Linked DNA regions of Homo sapiens: all the other regions are linked to region 3. Evidence: chromatin contacts called from ENCODE Hi-C or POLR2A ChIA-PET data. All regions are on one chromosome and are shown on one strand. Each heading gives the region's core, a stretch centred on a gene start or an enhancer-like site at or near the end of the contact. The rest is flanking DNA. Distances are from core to core; before and after follow the strand shown. Region 1 has its middle 16 kb from the start of ATP8B4. Region 2 holds the start of HDC (histidine decarboxylase). Region 3 holds the start of AP4E1 (adaptor related protein complex 4 subunit epsilon 1).

Evidence for each region. A loop is a pair of places that touch in the nucleus more often than their neighbours do. ChIA-PET counts read pairs that join two places held with the same protein, here RNA polymerase II (POLR2A). Pooled maps may share reads with other maps.
Region 1: a map of naive thymus-derived CD4-positive, alpha-beta T cell shows a loop between it and region 3 (21-fold over the local background). The contact joins the enhancer-like site here to the promoter of AP4E1 in region 3. A Hi-C loop is called at or near these places in 11 of 168 maps with a recorded cell type or tissue (CD4-positive, alpha-beta memory T cell, Caco-2, Calu3 and 8 more), 6 of 37 single-sample maps with no recorded cell type and 18 of 50 pooled maps. POLR2A ChIA-PET finds 5 or more read pairs at or near these places in 5 of 52 experiments (PC-9, T-cell, activated CD4-positive, alpha-beta T cell and 2 more).
Region 2: a map of natural killer cell shows a loop between it and region 3 (15-fold over the local background). The contact joins the promoter of HDC here to the promoter of AP4E1 in region 3. A Hi-C loop is called at or near these places in 1 of 168 maps with a recorded cell type or tissue (natural killer cell) and 10 of 50 pooled maps. POLR2A ChIA-PET finds 5 or more read pairs at or near these places in 1 of 52 experiments (K562).

What each region holds. Positions count from the first base shown.
Region 1 is chr15:50,133,514-50,136,213 of GRCh38, reverse strand. It overlaps a transcript of ATP8B4 not described here. Among named protein-coding and RNA genes, the nearest start is that of ATP8B4, 16 kb to the right of the region's middle. Within about 2 kb of position 1,298, at least 4 of the 41 ENCODE cell types and tissues checked have a DNase peak (open chromatin) inside an H3K27ac peak, as active enhancers do; they include mammary epithelial cell, where a contact is called at or near this core.
Region 2 is chr15:50,264,340-50,267,039 of GRCh38, reverse strand. HDC (histidine decarboxylase) reads left to right here and starts at 1,314. Exons shown (of 12, transcript NM_002112.4): 1 at 1,314-1,447. The coding sequence starts at 1,417.
Region 3 is chr15:50,907,255-50,909,954 of GRCh38, reverse strand. AP4E1 (adaptor related protein complex 4 subunit epsilon 1) reads right to left here and starts at 1,272. Exons shown (of 21, transcript NM_007347.5): 1 at 1,027-1,272. The coding sequence starts at 1,176. RefSeq lists enhancers at 196-937, 984-1,153, 1,174-1,463, 938-1,679.

The DNA.
Region 1 (2,700 bases), core at 49-2,548, 770 kb after region 3:
GAGAAAGCCAACATCTCCCTGAGTGCCAGACACACGGCCCTCATAAATCCTGGGCTAAGAGCAGAGAGGGGTGGTCTTGTTTACTTAAACTCTGGGATGGAATGGGCATGCTTAACATCACAGTAATCGACTCAATCAGGGGATCCAAATGGAATTGCTGCTACTCGTGTGCATTTAAATGTCATGGTTATATCAATAGTTCGGAAGAGGAAAGTATCCACGCTCAAGGTTGGATTAAATAAAACAGCTTCACCTTTCATTGAAATGTACATGAAAGAATTATTAAACGTCAGAGGACCGTTCAGTTTAATTTTGGGGAGATATGAGTTTACCAGTGAGAATTTAGCATTCTTCTGTAGGCCCTTTGAAGCTACATGTGTGTTCCCTTAATTGGATAGAAAGTTTCCCCATTGGATATAAGAGGAGCCTAGGACATTTCTCTTTATGGTACTCTGCTTCAACGGCATAGGTATTTAGTTACAGTTTTATGTATGTCAGGTTTCAGTTATTATGACTGGTGAAAATATGTCCAGAAAGTAGACTCCAATTCCTTGTTTAGCGGAAAGCATTTGCTTATTGTGCCACCAGGTAAAGTCTCATTTGGAATTCTTGTGCTTGGATTTTTAATGAGTTTGTTCCCCATACTTAGTTTAGATTTACAGAATGTCTAGGGGCGTGGCCATATGTGCACATAAAAGGTCACATAAAGTGATCTCGGGCAGATATGACAGGTCAGATGCTCTGGGTATAGCTCAAGCAATTCCCGCAAGCCGCAATGATAATGATTCATGGAAATGGGGTTAAAATGAAAGGTTCTCTGAAGTGTGACACCGTCAAGTGATGGTGGAGTGGTTAAAGATTGAGAGCAATATGGAAAAACTATTCAGAATATTGTTGGAGGGAAAATCCAGATAATGAAATGTAGAGTACCTCCTTATCAACCTACAAGCTGAATTTGTCACACTAAATATTTAATGAAGAGAAAACTGAGAAAGTTTAGAGATGAATGATGTGTCACACTCATATCTCAAAAGGAGAAAAGATAGCTTTTAGATTTCAACCAGCTAAGGACTAAAGGACTGGGGACATAAAACCATTTAAATTTTCCTCTAAGATTAGATTTTGAGGCTCTAAGTTAAGGCTTGTTGTTCTAGACAACCCACTTGAACATTCAGAAAACCTGAAGAATCTTTTTAACAATGTTCAGGTTTTGTTTTACTGCTGTGAGAGTAAAAATAACTTCACCCTCACATCTGATGAGTCACAGAGTGACTGTTGAGCTTGAAATGTTCTCTACTTCTGCTTTGTGATGAGCTAGCTGAGCATTGGTATGCAGAACTCAAACAGATGGACCAGAATTTGTTCCACGTTCACTCTCCTTATTTTTGTCAATGCCACCAACATTCCCCTAGCCATTAGGGCAAAGAATGTGACATCATCTTTGACATTTTACCTCTTCCTTCCCCTTCTGTTGCCAAATGTTGTCAGTTCTATATTTGGAATATTTCTTGAATCTATACTTTGTTCTCCATTCTTGTTGACACTGCCTTAGGCTATTATTGTCATGTACTAGGATAATTGTAAGGGTCATAATCTAACCCTAACATATGTTTTTTCCCCTGATTTCCCGTTATCTCCTATGCACTCCACTTGCCAGATAGACTGAAGTACAGTATTTGATGTTCTTTGCAGATACTCTGTTTTCTGACTTCTCTGTCTTTGTTCCTGCTGTTCTTTCTACTTGAATGGCTTTCACTCCTTATTGTTGTATACAGGAATCACACCAATTTTCAAGGACTAGCTCAAGAGCTTTCTCTTCCCCAAAGTCTGCTCTGATCTTGACCCTCTTCTCACTTGCCTTTCTTTCCCATTGCAACTTTCTTTCCACCTTTATAAGAGCGCTGATCATTGCATAGTTTACTTGCCATAGTTATTTTTACATTATGTTTTATTTCTTCTGCTAAACTCCAACTTTTAATTTTTATTTATTTTTACTTTTGACAGTCTATTTTTCTTTTTTTCCATTTCCCTCTCACTGACAGTCTATCATTCTTACATATTAATTTATTTTTCCTTAGTTTTACTGAGGTATAATTTATGAATAAAAATTATCTATATTTAAGGTATACAATGTGATGATTTGATATACATATACATTGTGAAATAGTTACCATAATCAAGCTAATTAACATATCCAATCACCACACAGTTACCATTTTTTTATTTTAAATTTTTATTTTTTATAGAGGTGGGGTCTTGCTATGGTGCCCAGGCTGGTCTTAAGCTCCTGGCCTCAGCGATCCTCCTGCCTTGGCCTCCCAAAGTGTTGCGATTCCATGCATGAACCACCATACCTGGCTCATTATTTTGTGTGTGTGGAGAGAATGCTTAAGATTTACTCTCTTAGCAAATTCCAAGTATACAATGCAGTATTATTAACTATAATCATCATGTTGTATGTTAGATCTCCAAAACATATTCATCTTATGACTGAAAGTTCATAAATTTTGACCAACATCTCCCCATTTCTCTAACCCCAGCCCCTGGCAACTGCTTATTATGCTCTCTGCTTCTGTGAGTTTGACTTTCTTATTTTTAATTTATTTTTGTTTTTTATTTTTGATACAGGGTCTCACTCTGTCACCCAGGCTGGAATGCAGTGGCGTGATCATGGCTCACTGCAGCCTCCACCTCCCCAGA
Region 2 (2,700 bases), core at 65-2,564, 640 kb after region 3:
GTTGGATATAAGATTTTGAAGCTCAAAAGACAGGGAGGGCCTGATGGTATGTTTAAACCTATACGGATATCACATAGGTAACATTTCAAGCCTAAGAAATGGGCCGGGCGCAGTGGCTCACACCTGTAATCCCAGCACTTTGGGAGGCTGAGGCGGGTGGATCACTTGAGGTCAGGAGTTCGAGACAAACCCAGCCAACATGGTGAAACCCCATCTCTGCTAAAAACACAAAAATTAGTGGGGCATGGTGGCACATACCTGTAGGCCCAGCTACTCAGGAGGTTGAGGTGGGAGAATTGCTTGAACCCGGGAGGCAGAGGTTGCAGTGAGCCAAGATTGTGCCACTGCACTCCAGCCTGGGCGACAGAGCAAGACTCCGTCTAAACAAAACAAAACAAAAAAAGCCTTAGAAATGGGCAATGCCACCAAAGCAGAAAGATGAAAGGAGGGCAATGCCCTGAGGTGTGCCAGCATTGGAGGAAACAAACAGCCAGAGATGTAGGAGGAAAGCCCAGAGAAACTGTGAGCTGCAAGGATGAAGTAGTAACAAATAAAATGCCACCAAGAGAACCAGAAGGACGACTGGAAACAAATAAACAAGAAAGACTATTGCATTTAGCAACGTGAAAACGTTGGATTACTTTTTACTCAGAAATCAAACCCCAAGGATAGTGTTTCCCCTCCCTACAGGGGTTTCTGCAGGTCCCTTTACACGCCCCCCTTCTACTTCTTTAAGTGCTAAAAGTGATTAATTTGGGGTGATGTTTTAATTTCTATTCTTTTTGGCTTATAACTGTGTTTTTTCATTCTTTGCAACAACAGATAGTATGTTGTAATAGAAAAATCCATTGTGGTCAATGATAACTTCTGCCTGTTCCTGGGCACAGGGGGCATCACTATTAGTGCCTGTTCCTCCCTCCCTACTGCTGATAAGGAAACAGGGGCAGGAATAATACTAATAATTTGTGCTACTTTTTCTGCATACCCTTGGCCTTATTCTGGTCTACTGAGCTGGGAGCTTGTCTGAGGCTGGAGCTCTATTGTCTGAATCCAGGGGCAGAAAGAACTGAGGGCTCTTTTACGGCATCCACCTGGAGGCTGCCTGCAGGCTTGGGTTGCTAAGTGCACTGCTTAATTTAGAAGCGCCTTTTATCCTGGCTCTCTTGACCAGTCAAAGTTGTGGTCGCTGTTTTCTACAAGGACTGGGGAAAGAAAGGGTGGAATTAATTAAACCTGGAGGAAGGGACTTTGAAGGGCGGAGCTAAGGTCAAAGAAAGAACCCTTTAAATAAAGGGCCCACACTGGCTGCCAGGGAGTGCGCAGGACTGGCAAGAGGGAAGCCGGGCTGCTCCACGCCTTTCACGCCTTCCACCTCCTGCGTGTCCATCTGTGAGAAGGAGCCAGAGCCCAAGGGAGATGATGGAGCCTGAGGAGTACAGAGAGAGAGGTGAGCAACGGGCATCCCTGGCCCTCTTCCCTGCTGCTACTCCTGCAGGAACGGCTGCTGGTGGGTGGCCCTTAGATTCTGGGGTGACATTTGATGGGAGCATTAGAATTGCCTTCTGAGAGTTGGCACCAGCAACATTTTTTTTTCTGCGAAAGGAATGTGGGATCAGAGTGTAAAACTTTTCTCAACCACTCTTTCATTCTCCCTCTCATATACCCACTCTCACATATGTCCACACTACCGTGCCTTGCTTTTCCTCCCCACTTTCCCACAAAATTGAGGATTTGGATCCCTGAGCCACTAGATGGGAAAAGGGGATTGTTCATATTCTGAAATAGAAAAAAATTTTCTCAATATTCTGTAATCACTGCAAATCCTTTCTTTCTTAACATTCATTCCTTCATGTGTGAATCTATCAGCAGTGTTCTTTCATTTAGTCATTCATTTCATAAATATTTAGTAGGTGCCTACTCTGTATCAGGCAAAACCAAGTGGTTATCCAGTTCTCAGGCATGGATCTCCCTTAGCAGGAAAGTAGGTAGTTGCTTAAAAAAGAATCTTGAATGTCTATTTCTATAATGTTTTATATCCTCCTACTCACTAATTAGTGTGCGTTAGCTTATTCCATTGCTTTCCTAAGGCACTGTCAGCTGAGAGCAAGTTCCTGTGGATATTTATCTTCTGAGTGGAACACAAATACATTTAGCACTGTTCCTGGATCAGTGGAGGGTTAGGTCTAGAGCTCTCAGATCTCTGGTGGGGCCCTGCTGGAGAAGAACCAGGATGTGAGAGGGTTGAAGGGGAGCAGAAGGAAGATAGAATGGTGTGGAAATCTACCTTTGTCTCATAAGTTTTGTCTGGGGTTGGTTCTGTTCTTAAGAACTTTGCATAAGCTGATGCAGAGGGGAGAAACTGAGTCCCCTCTCCTAGGTAAAAGCAGCCCAGGGAGTACTAAGGAATGGATGTTGAGACAGACAAAGAGATATGTACACACACACACATGCACACACAGCAACAGAGGCACTGAAGACTGCAATCTGAAAGAATAAATAATTTGCAATAGTTTCAGAGTGTTCAACTTGACTTTTTTTTCCTTCCTTACTCATATGTTCATTCACTTGATACATTTTTTTTTAGCATCTAAAAAATATCCTAAGCACTGAGGTGTTGATGGAGGCAGCAGGAGGGAGAGAAAGTCATTAAGATTTGGTGCCACATTTCCCAGGCCAGGGCAGGGGGCTTGGTCTGGATCC
Region 3 (2,700 bases), core at 23-2,522:
CCAACACTTTGGGACGCCAAGGCGGGCGGATCGCGAGGTCAGGAGATCGAGACCATCCTCGCTAACACGGTGAAACCCCGTCTCTACGAAAAGTACAAAAAATTAGCCAGGCAGTGGCGGGCACTTGTAGTCCCAGCTACTCGGGAAGCTGAGGCAGGAGAATGGCGTGAACCCGGAAGGCGGAGCTTGTAGTGAGCCCAGATCGCGCCACTGCACTCCAGCCTGCGCGACAGAGCGAGACTCCGTCTCAAAAAAAAACAAAAATTAAAATTTTTAAAACCTTAAGGCTCCAGCGAGCCGAGATCGAGATCGCACCATTGCACTCCAGCCTGGGCGACAGAGAGAGACTCCGTCAATAAAAATTTAAAAATTTTAAAAGTTTAAGAATTTTTATAACTGCTCATTTTCAAAGCCCACTTGAGGCAGAGACTTAGCAAATTTTACATTTTGAGAGAACTGTGCTTTTTCTTTGCCCAACACGTTGTTGTAACCCAAGAACCTCAAGCTCCCCAAAGATATTCAACAAGAGGCTCACAGGATCTCTTCAGGTATGCGACATCTGAACTGTTGTTCAGTTGAAGGCACCGGGGGAGAGAAGGAAACTGAGTAGGGAAAAAAAACTTTGTGGAAGGTAAATAATGTCTGACACTTCCATCGCACTAGGTATTTTCACACGCTTGACATCTCACCCAATCCTCAAAACAAACAAAAAACCTATGAATTATGTATCAGTACTTTTCCACCACAACGTTGAGAAAACACACGGAGGCTCAGAGGTTACAGAGATGTGCCCCCGATCAAAGAGTCAGTGTCAGAACTAACTGTGGAAACTCGGCTTCCCTGCTGTCAGTCCCAGCAGGAAAGTGAAGCTTCCAGGCAGACGAAAGGACGAACCGACACAGCAGCCCCTGAGCCCCGCCGGAGGGCTAACCCCAGAGGCCCTGAAGTCTCGCCGCCCGGCCAGGGCCTCCTGGCGCGGGGGCCTCACTCCGATGTCCCTGAGCTCCCGGGCCGGCGGGCACCTACGTGCTTGGAGGTGAGGGCTGTGATGCCGCGGACAAGGCTGCCCAGCCTCGAGGAGAAGGACGCCTTGGCGGCCGCGGGCCCACCACCGGGCTGGTTCTGCAGAAAGAGTCCCGGCAGCGCCGTCAGCGTCTTCTCCACTATGTCGCTCATCGCCGCCGCCGCCCGCGATGCCGCCGCCGCCCGCGATCCCGTAGCCGCCCGGCTTCATGCCCGGCCGCCGCTGCCGGCCCGGCCTCCGTAGGCACTTCCTGTTTTTTGAATAAGAAATCTTTATTGGCGTCCCACCTGAACAAGTTCAGCGTCGTTCTCGCGAGAGGCCACCAGAGGGCGCAAGAGACCGCGGGGGTGGAAAAGGCCGCTCGCTCGAGATTGCGCGCGTAAGTAGACCTCCTTTCTCGCGACGGGGTAGCGGTTCCGGAATCCCCCAGAACCGTGAGTCCTCCTGAGGAAGCCGTCGGGGGCCTGGCCCTGTTAGGCACTGTCTCCCAGAGTCCCCCTTTCCCACTAGCCGCCTCCGCGTAGCCCGAGACCGCGTCAGGAGTTGCGTCTTCCTGGCTGCGCCTTTTTCGGGACGTCCCCGCGCCGTCCGCCGCCTCTCACTGTCCCCGGAGCGCGCGCCACCCGCCCGCTTCCCACAGGCGGTTTCACGCGGGTCCCCGGCGCCGCGCGCGGCTCCGGCCCTGGCGACTCTTGGGACACCCGAGTAGTTGCGTGATAGCGGGGCTGTCCTGAGGATTCGGCGTGCCAGGTTGAGAGCCCGTCGCGTGCCGGGGACTCGCGGCCACTGTCGCTTCCCGTCCGCCCCTCTTCTCCTGGGATTTGGGGAGGTGGGCGGGAAAGAGAACTGGTCGGCGGCCACCCTTGCCGACTCCTCCTCAGCAGGTCGCAGTTGAAAGGTCATCCTTCTAGAGCCCACTCCCCTGGCCCGGCGGGCAAGGATAGGTCTCCAAGTCCCACCCTCTCACAGCGCTCGGTTCTGTTCCACTTTAGAACAGGTCGCAGTTGCCACTACGTAAACAGCTCCCCATAGAGAGAGTATTTTATTCATTCCGATTGCTCCGTCTTTTATCTAGAACAGAGTCTGGTACAATGGCTCTCGAAATGTGGTCTGGTGACCTCAGGGTCGCTGAGACCCTTCTAGGGAATTCACAAAGTCAAAACAACATTGATAACGTTTCTTACGTGTTATTTGCCGTTTTTACCCTCATTCTGTTGGAAATGTACAGAGTTTTCAAGCGGCTAGATGACGATTGACTAGCTGGTAAAATGTATCCTGGAGTATCCTTGTGTTTTCTAGAATTTTCTAAGGTAGTAGGTTTAGGGCATAAATACGTGCGTTTTCAGAGATTAATGCAATTTGCTCTCAGTACTCCTAGTGTGTTTCTAGGAGGTAGGTTAGGTAGGTGGTGATAGCCTCCCTTCAAGGGGAACAAACTTGCTAAATAAATAGAACAAACCAGCCCATAGTGTACAAACCACATCCGAGGCTCCTGGTTAGAAAATTTTGCAGCAAAGAGGTACGAGAGCAGAAGGGAAAATCCCCAAACTCTCACAAGCGCAGAAACCCATGATCAGTGTCGTTGGGCTGAATTATACTCATTATAATAGTAAAAAAAAAAAAAAAAAAAAAACACCACTCCTGGGTGAAGATTTAAGATACTAATAAGACATGCA